2 separate regions of the Homo sapiens genome follow, and region 1 is linked to region 2. A link is an interaction called in ENCODE POLR2A ChIA-PET data of the cell type or tissue named here. Cell type or tissue: GM12878. All regions are shown on one strand.

Region 1 (5,000 bases), 830 kb before region 2:
AAAACACTATAATAAAGTTCCCTCCTAAGTGTCACTTGAGGACTATTAATAATAAGGCTGTCAAGAAAAGACTATTAAAAAAAAGTCTTAAATTACCTTAATTTTAGCTTCAATCTCTTTTGACTTGACAACTGGATCCATGGTCAAACTCTGCTTGTTCTGCAGATTTAGCTTGTTATTCATCCACTCCATTGCTTCATTTGTGCTTTTTTCTACCTTTGTCATGTCAGCAGCATCCAAATGATCATACTGGTCCTCCTGCAACCAGGAGACAGTCAAACAAGTGCTAAAAGTGTGATACCCTCCCTCCCCGCAACTACTGTCTAGTTTCTGCCATTTTTCAAAAACTTATAATCTTTCAAAAAATAAAGCATATTTAGCCTCACAATCTGAACAGAATTATTCAAAAGAAACCTAACCACAATTTTTGAATACACTCAGGATAGATTTAAATTTTAAAGGTCAAGAAAATTCATAAGGTATCAATTAAAAGGCTTCAACAAGATAAACAGCAGCACCCGATTTATACAAAATCTTAGGAAGATAATTTCACAATGCAAAAAAATTACATTAGATATGAGAGCTGAAGTTTCAGCATGCTAGTTCGGAACCAAAACTATAATGAATACTATTTTTAAAAGAAGGCCTTTGACGTGAACCCAGGAGGCGGAGCTTGCAGTGAGCCGAGATCACACCACTGCACTCCAGCCTGGGCAACAGAGCGAGACTACATCTCAAAAAAAAAAAAGAAGAAGAAGGCCTTTCGGGCTAGGCGTGGTGGCTCACGCTCGTAATCTTAGCACTATGGGAGGCTGAGGCAGGAGGATCGCTTAAGCTCATGACTTCAAGACCTGGACAACACAATGAGCCCATCTCCACAAAAAATACAAAAATTAGCCAGGCATGAGGGCCATGTGCCTATAGTCCCAGCTACTCAGGAGGCTGAGACAGGACAGTCACTTGAGCCCAGGAGGTTGAGGATGCAGTGAACTACGATCACACCACTGCACTAGAGCATGGGCAACAGACTGAGACCCTGTCTCACAAAAAAGAAGGAGGAAAAAAAAACAAAAAAAGGAGGGGCCTGATGGCTAATGCCTATAATCCTAGCACTTTGGGAGGTTGAGGTGGGTGGATCATTTGAGCTAAGAAGTTCAAGACCAGCCTGGGTAACATGGTGAAATGCCATCTCAAAAAAAAAAAAAAAAAGACAACCCTAGTTGGGTGTGGTGGTACGTGCCTATAGTCCCAGCTACTTAGAAAGTAGCTGAGGCAGGAGAACTGCTTGAGTCAGAGAGATTGAGGCTGCAGTGAGCCGAGATTTCACCACTGCACCCCAGCCTGGGTGACAAAGTGAGAACTTGTCAAAACACAAAAACAAACAAACAAACAAAAACCCACAAAAGCTCAATTTATCATTCAAAGTTTCTTACACTAACAATATGTCAAGAACCTGGGGTATAATGGAGGAACTTTATACTCCAAAGTCTGAACTTTGGAGTCAGACTTCTGGCTAAATGACAGTTCTCCCAATTTAGTGACCCTGAATGTTGCTTAAGGAAAGTGAGGCTTCAATAAGTTGGAATTTATCTATAAATGTTGATACCACCCCCTACCTTATAAAGGTACTGTGTGGATAATTACTGGCCTCAGGTGTTAGAAAGACCAGGATAGTGCATGTTAAGTCAAACACCAACGAAAAGGAAACTGAACAACACTGTTCAATTCCAGATTCCACCTATTAAAGAGATACAGCAAATCCTATGGTTCTTATTAAGACGCTATAAAACATTACACATTACATTAATATCCAAAATAAAAAGTGCTATTAAACAAGTTAATGAGAACAAGAGAAAAAAATGCTATGTAAATGCCTCAGAAGTTAACTTTACGGCCGGGAGCAGTGGCTCACGCCTGTAATACCAGCCAGCACTTTGGGAGGCCAAGGCAGGTGGATCACTTGAGGTCAGGAGTTCGAGACCAGCCTGGCCAACATGGCAAAACTCCATCTCTACTAAAAATACAAAAATAAGCTGGGCGTGGTGGTGCACGCCTGTAATCCCAGCTACTCGGGAAGCTGAGGCAGGAGAATTGCTTAAACCCAGGAGGTGGAGGTTGCACTGAGCCGAGATTGTACCACTGTACTCCAGCCTGGGCAACAGAGCAAGACTCCGTCTCAAAAAAAAAAAAAAAAAAAAAAAGTTAACTTTACTAAAATAAGAGTAGGACAAAGAAAAAAGTTACCTTGTTTTTGAAAGAGCTGATTATTTTCATATACTGTTGGATCTGTTTCCCTAGTTCTTCAAATAATTTTGGTCGTTCTTCAGATTCCTGGAAACGTATCTTAATAGGTTGACCTAGATTCTTAACAGAAGAATACACAGTCTTCATACGGCAGTTCAACGATCCAGAGTACTGATTCCACTAAAACTAGTGATAAAGTACATTTAATCTCCGTGTGCTATATATAAGAAGTTAAATATATTTCTCCAGGCCTTTGGAAATATGAAGCTACTTCAGGAGGGGAATGAAACTATACCTCAACACTGATCCATCTGGAATCGCTTCAATTTGTCACCTGAGCCCTCAAAACACAGCAGGGAGACCACCAAAAATTAGGTGCCTCCTAATGGAGATACACAGTACTAAATATAAAGTATACTTGCCAAAAATAAAAAATGTTTTAATTTAAAATCTTAAACATCTGAATCTGATGGAGCCTCTAAATGTAACCATCAATTTAACAAATAATGTTAAATACCACCAGGGAGGTGAAAATCAGCAAAATCCAACTAGAGGAAAATCCTACAGGACCAATGATCCAATTTCCTCATAAACTAAATAAGGAAAGGGTGGGGCGACATGGGGAAATAACGGAAGAAGAACTATAGACACAGTTATAAGCGACATCAATAAAATCTATGAGCCCTATACGGATACTGATTCAAACAAAAAAATCATTTATGAAATAACTGGAACTTGAAAACTTAATACAACAGTGATATTAAGATGTGCTTGGTCAGGTTCGGTGGCTCATGCCTGTAATCCCAGCACTTTGGGAGACCAAGGCAGGAGAATTGCTTGAGTCCAGGAGTACCCATACCAGTCTGGGCAACACAGGGAGACCCTTTCCCTACAAAAAAAATTAAAACAGCCAGGCGTGATGGCGCACAGCTGTAGTCCTAGCTACTTGGGAGACTAAGGCAGAAGGACCACTTGAGCATGGGAGGTCGAGGCTGCAGTAAGCCGTGATAACACCACTGAACTCCAGCCCGACTGACAGAGTGAGATTCAAAATGGCCCAGTTCCACAAGAAACCAAGTAATCCAGAGCTAAATTTAAAGAGAAATGTAAAAAGTTCATTCTTGTGCATCTGCAACCTTTTCTGAACAAAAGGCCTCAATTTTATGTAATTCTTTCATGTTTAATCCTAATGTTAAAAGATCAGATGCTGGGACTACAGGCACCCGCCACCACGCTCGGCTAATTTTTGTATTTTTAGTAGAGACAGGGTTTCACCTTGGTCTCGATCTCCGACCTCGTGATCCGCCCGCCTAGGCCTCCCAAAGTGCTGGGATTACAGGCATGAGCCACCGCGCTTGGGAGGCTGAGGCAGGAGAATGGCGTGAACCCGGGAGGCGGAGCTTGCAGTGAGCCAAGGTCACGCCACTGCACTCCAGCCTCGGCAACAGAGCAAGGCTCCGTCTCAAAAAAAAAAAAGATCAGATGCTTTAAATACAAAACCAGATGCTTTGGCTAGGCATGGTGGCTCACACCTATAATTCCAGCACTTCGGGAGGCCAAGGCATGCAGATCACTTGAAGTCAGGAGTTCAAGACCAGCCTGGCCAACATGGTGAAAAGAAACCCTGTCTCTACTAAAAATACAAAAATTAGCTAGGCATGGTGGCACGCGCCTGTAATCCCAGCTACTCTGGAGGCTGAAGCATGAGAATCCCCTGAACCCAGGAGGCAGAGGTTGCAGTGAGCCGAGACTGCGCCACTGCACTCCAGCCTGGGCAACAGAGCAAGACTGTGTATTTAAAAATAAATAAATGAATAAATAAATAATAAATAAATAAAATAATAAAAAATAAACCACCAGATGCTTTGCTTTTATCAAGAATCCAAACTACATAAACAGAAACAGCCCTGCTCCAGCTGCATTCCCTGTGCCTTTAGGGCAGGTACTAAGTCTTGCAGTCATTTTATCTCTTGACACCAAGAATGCACTAAACATCCAGTTCAGTGAAACATTACAAACCTAAAGTCAATTTTCAGAAAAATCATTTTGTTATTACAAGGTTCTAAAAGTGAGAATGATAATGAGCCTAAGTCATAAAGGGTTTATTTTAGTTCATCAAACATCATTTTCAGTCTGTCTTTACTTGAGAATTCCTCCCAAATTTGAGCTCCTCAGAGGAAGCTTCAACAAGGGTTCTGGATACCTCTGCTCTCAAGAGTCACTTACTTTTAATTCAGCCAACTTATCAACATAAACTTGCTTTGGCTGGTCTTCTCCATCCTCATACAACCAATTTTCAGTATCTTCCAGTTTCAAAGTAAAACTGTTACGATCCTAATGATAAAGAAAATATTATAATTAGGTCAATCAAAAATTACATCCCCAATACAGTCAGAGGCATAGAATATAATGATGTATCTGAGATTTGCTTTAAAATACAGAGGGCAGCCAGGTGCAGTGGCTCACACTTGTAATCCCAGCACTTTGGGAGGCTGAGGCAGGTGGATCACCTGAGGTCAGGAGTTCAAGAACAGCCTGGCCAACATGGTGAAACCCCGTCTCCACTAAAAATACAAAAAAAATTACCCGGGCGTGATGGTAGACACCTGTAATCCCAGCTACTACAAAGGCTGAAGCAGGGGAACTGCCTGAACTCAGGAGGCGGAGGTTGCAGTGACCCAAGATGGGGCCACTGCACTCCAGCCTGGGCAACAGAGCAAGGCTCCATTTCAAAAAAAATAAGATAAGATACAGGG
Region 2 (5,000 bases):
CCTTCTGGGCCTACACCTGTCCCCCATTTCCTGCTTTCCAGGCCACAATGAGTAGCCTTCTGCAGGCACAGCAGATGAGGGGCAGAGACCAGGCTAGGGCTCAAGGCTCTCTGCCCCACTACCCCACAGCCAGCCTGGTGCCCATGGCTGAAACATTTTGGGTGGGAGTGTCCTGAACCTGCCCCCTCAGCCATGAGGAGAGGGCAGTATCTCTGTGTGTGGGGGTCTGAGTGGGGACTGGGGATCTTTGTCCCTGCAGAGTCCAGAGCTGTGCAGTTCCCAGCTTGCAAGTGCACACAAGCACCCCACAGCAATGTAAACAGGGGCATGCACACTCTCACAATTATGCTTTAAAGACACACACACACACATAAGGACAACACATATGCACCTACCAATCTCCCTACATACAACTAACTACATGCGCATGGTTACAGAGACTTGGAGCCAGCACTGGTCACCCTGGGAATGGCCATAGTGGCCTCCATAGCTGAGACTGGGCTAGTAGCCAGAGCAGCCTGATTTTAGGATGATGTCTGAGGCCAGGCCATGGGGTAGGTCTTAGCCTCAGCCTGGGAGTGACGTGTAAACCTCCTCTGCTCTACAGTGTGGTCAGAGAGCCCAGTGTGGACAGGAAAGGATGCCTATCGTAGTGGGAAGAACCCTGGTTTGGACTTAGGAAGCTCTGAGGCATAGTTGAGCCTGTGGGGTTCTGCCCTGAGTACCCCCTGCTTTTTGTAGGGTGGGAACCTGGGGAACAGGCAGACCAGCAGTTGGGTGGGCCCCCCTCCATTTCCCCCACCCCAACAGACAAACAGGAGGGTCTTGCTGCCCAGGTGGCCCCCATCAATGCAGCAGCAACAGGAAAACCCCTATCCACATCAGGCCCAACAAAAGCCCCTGAGAAACGTGAGCGCTCTCACACGTGTGTCTGTCGGGCAAGCATGCAGGCAGGGCTGACCTCTAATGGGGACCAGATGGGCTGTGGCCAGTGGGGGTGGGGCTCAGCCTCCGGGCAGAGGCTTTGGTGGGAGGGAGGAGTTGGAGGGACTGGGACTGGGAGGAAGGAGGCCCTCACTCACCCCTACCCAGCAGGGTGCAGGGGTCCACTGCAGGGCCATCAGAGCCACTGCCCCTCCCACGGTCACCCATGCAGCTGCCTCTCTAGGCCTGAACTCTGTGGCTAGGACACACATGGCTACCTCAGTTTTAGTTTGAGTCCCAGGGTTATCCCCTAACTGGGCAAGTCTCTTCACCTCTCTGAACCTGTTTCTTTATCTATGAGCTGGGGAATGTGATGCTTTCCACATCAGGTTCCTTGTGGAGATGAAATAAGACAATTGCATAGTGCCTGGCATAAAGCACATACTTGTTGGATGAATGGCTGTCAGGGGAATTCCTGGGCCCCCAGTCCTGTATTTTCCCCCTCTGTGGGTGGTACACCTCGTACCATATGCTCCTCTGCTCTGAGAACCAGCCTGCTGCCCACTTGGTTGTTGAAGCCTCAGTGGATTTTTCAGCAGGATGGGGGTAACTACCTGCTTTGGGACACTCAACTTGGATGGAGGCAGGCGCTGAGTCCAGATGAGCAGGTGCCATCTCCTAGAGGCTCAGTTCTAGCTCTCTGCTGGTCTGGGGAGGACAGGCTGAGTGTGCAAGGACTGCCTGCTCCACCTGACTTGCTTCTCCCCATCACCTGGTTCTGAGCATAATTGCCACTCCTTCCAGAAAACCCTACTAACCCAGAAGGATAGTAATAAGTTACTATCCTTCCTCCACCCTGGGCTAGGCCAAGTGCCTCCTGTGTTCCCACAAGAGGCCTGAGAGAAGGAGGTTCTCCTATCGCCCCACAGGGAAGGTGGGCCTGAAGTTCCAGCTGGCCCTGTCCCATCCCACTCGGGGATGTGTGCCAGGGCACCTTGTGCTGGTCCTAGGGCCAACTGTGGTTTCCTCCTCCTCGATGGCTCCAGCTAGCTCCACCCCCTCCCCAACACCCCCACTCAGGCAGAGGGTGGGAGCAGCATGGGGACAATGGGCCCTGTGTCTGTGTTAGCAAGGACTCAGCCCTGCAGGGGTGGGGTGGGGGTGTTTTTGTCACCACCCATGGAGCCCATGACCTTTTAAGTACAAAAGTGGGGCAGCAGCTGAGGGGCTGCCCTGGTGCTTGTGGAAACTCCCTCCTTCTCCAGTCTGAGCCACTGGCAGCCTGGTCTTCAAGGGAGTCAATGAGAACAAGTGTGGGGGCAGGGGGAGCTGCTCTACAGTCGCCAGCCTCCCAGGCCCACCGGCCCTGAGCCTCTCCTGGAAGACTGAACCCCCTCCCCACCACGTCATCCTGGCACTGCTACCTCTGAGGGAGGCTGGGCCTCATGCATGAGCTTGAGGCCCACACCCTGCTGCTCCCCTCTGCCTGGCCTGTGGCAAACCTGGCTCATTTGTCTATGGCAACATGTACCCCTACCCCTAAGGTCTGGGGTCCATGGGGCCATCAGAGCAAGTTTCTGAGACACAGATGTGGCCATGAATCCCTGTAAGAACAGCTGAGGTCCAGGATAGAGAAGCCCAAGAGCCTTTCTGTGGCCCTGCTCCACCACCTCATCTCTCACCTCTGTCCTCTCACTCCTTCCATCTTGTCCTCCCTTCCCCTGGACCTTTCTTTTCTCTGAACTTGTGGTGCAAGACCTCACCTCTGGGCCACACTTCCTCTCCCTATACCCCTTTGCCTGCCTTACCATTCCTAGCCCTTCAGGTCTTGGCTTCAATACCCCTTCCTCCAGGAAGCACTCCTTGACTCCTTGTCTGAGTCATGTGACTACTCTGGGCTCCTTTGGCCCCTGGCTTCCCCTAGCCCAGAACTTCTAAGTGCCTTTCCCCTGCCAGAATGGGCACTGCCTGGAAGGTGGTAAGCATCTGGCTCCAGGGATGCCAGCCAGGCAGGGTAGGGAATAGAGCAAGATGGGATTGGGGTAGATAGTGAGGGAGAAGCTGGGGCACATCCTTCCCTCTGGTTCAGTGAAGCCTCTCCCTGCCTTGGCCCCTTTTCTTTCATGTTGAGAGGGTGGACAAAGGCAGGCCCAGGAGGCAATGGTCCCACATGCTGGGTCCCATGGTTCTGGCTCCATCACAGACCATCCCAGTCTCCTTGCCCAAACTCTGTGGCCCAGAGATGGCTCTGGATACCTCAGTCATCCCCACTTGGCTACTCCTTATGCCATGGCAAAACAAGGCCCTAGAATAGCCTGACCCCCTCACTCTTCTTGAGGACAGGACCAGAGATATGACTTCTATCACACACAGAAAGGTGACTGGGCAGACAGGCCTGCAGCCTAAGTTCTGCTAGAAGCACCACAGGATGGCCAGGAGAGAACTTCAGGCTTGGATAGGGCACTCAGAGGAGTGTCCCATAGCCTGAGGTCACTCCACAGCCTGAGACTGCCACCAATCTCCCCCGCTGCAAGCACAGTGACTTCTTTCTGGTCTGGCATCACTGAGCACCAGAGTGAACTCCAGCTGGCTGTGTGATAGCCGCAAACCAAGGCCTAGCCCAGATCCTGGACATCATAGGCACCTTGGTCCAGAATCCAGGATTGCCCGGAGTAGAGACAGAGCCCACACCAGGTGCTCATCATCTGAGGAACATGGGATGGGGTATGGATGTGGTCCAGAGAAAACTTCTGCTTCAGTCTCTGTCTTGGGTATCTGAGAGCCCCAGTGAGGACATTCAGTGCAGGTGAACCTGCATGCTGGCCCCTCTGCCCTGGGCTCACTCTGAGCCAGGCCAGGCCAGGCAGTGTCTGTACATACCTGGATCTCAGGATCGATGTGGATCCTGTGTGCCTGAGCCTTGCTGTCATCAGGGGCACTGGGCCAGCTCCTACCCTCAGGCCTGTGGCAGAAATTGTGATGGTCAGATATGTCTCCTACCACGCCCACCATGCCTGGGAGCCAGGATCAAGAGGGGCTGGGCTCTGGGCTGTGCCCTGCAGGTAGAAGAACACCACTCCAGTGCTTTCCCCTGTACCACAATGGTGACTGTTGTGGCAATGAGCCACAACTCTAGCTGCCATCCTCCTGGGGTAGGGCTATATGCTTCTGTCCCCATCGGCTGCCCAATCCCTCTCTAGTCTGGTTCCTGGAGAGGCTGCAGGAGAAGCCCTGTGTCTTCCCTAATCTTCCACCCTCTTCGTGGCCTACAGAAGCTCAGCTCAAAGAGGCCCAGCTTATAGCACTGCAAGCCAGGCCTCACACATTGACCAGCTAGAAGCCTATCCACGCATCCTCTGGGCATCTACAGCCTCTGGTGGGGTGTGGGGTCAGGCGTCCGTCGGCTCTGGGGTAGGTGGAATGGAGGCTCTGAGGGGTGTGTCTTTCCTCCTGCTGCTGCTGCCGGCAGAGTCATCACTGAGTCTGCCCAGCCCAGATGGGAAACAGGCCATTAGGAAATTCCTGCTTCGCCATAGAAACCAAAAGCCAAACACCACTCAGGAGGGAGAAAAACATCATAAACCTGCCATAAGCAGGGCAGGCAGGCCGAGAGGCTACGTGCCTAAGGCCCAGCCCTGTCACTCAGTAGCCCTGTGAGAAGGCAGGCCAGGAAGGGGCATGGACCCTGGACTGGCAGGTGGGTATGAGGTGAGGCTGGTTAGACCAAAGGGGAATAATGCCCTCCAACTCACCCCACGAAGCCTCCTGAGGCTTCTCAAGGTCTCATTACTGACCTAGCAGCTTGCCCCTGCCTCTTCTGCCCCCTTCAGTTGAGGGTTTTAATAATCTATCTATGCCTATGGTCCATACTCACTCTGCACTTCCTCGCCTCTGCCCATTCCTTAGTCCCTTGGAGGCTACCTCTCTACTCCAGGCCTTTGGTATTAGAGCTCTGCTGCCCCAGGGCAACACCAGCCCCATAGTCCCTGTCTCTAGCCCCCTCAACCAGGCTCCCAAGTGGGTACCCTAACTCACAGCTCTAACTGTGGCCTCTATCTACTCAGAACTCCTCTGGG

The links. Peaks named below come from ENCODE experiments on the same cell type or tissue, not always from the same donor. Only the 100,000 strongest peaks of a DNase experiment are listed, where the experiment ranks them.
Region 1: POLR2A ChIA-PET joins it to region 2 with 6 read pairs; 1 of 35 experiments calls an interaction of 5 or more read pairs at or near these places.

Annotation. Positions count from the first base shown.
Region 1 is chr5:133,099,123-133,104,122 of GRCh38, reverse strand. It overlaps HSPA4 (heat shock protein family A (Hsp70) member 4), which reads right to left. Exons shown (of 19, transcript NM_002154.4): 16 at 4,471-4,578; 17 at 2,245-2,364; 18 at 97-258. Among named protein-coding and RNA genes, the nearest start is that of HSPA4, 50 kb to the right of the region's middle. In GM12878, no CTCF peak of the experiment used is centred here; no DNase peak of the experiment used is centred here; H3K27ac peaks cover 1,704 bases.
Region 2 is chr5:132,265,350-132,270,349 of GRCh38, reverse strand. It overlaps PDLIM4 (PDZ and LIM domain 4), which reads right to left. Exons shown (of 7, transcript NM_003687.4): 3 at 3,805-3,886. Among named protein-coding and RNA genes, the nearest start is that of PDLIM4, 10 kb to the right of the region's middle. RefSeq lists enhancers at 1-70, 1,244-1,353, 1,444-1,523, 1,535-2,078, 3,932-4,432 and 1 more. In GM12878, no CTCF peak of the experiment used is centred here; DNase peaks (open chromatin) are centred at 1,219 and 2,058; H3K27ac peaks cover 1,666 bases.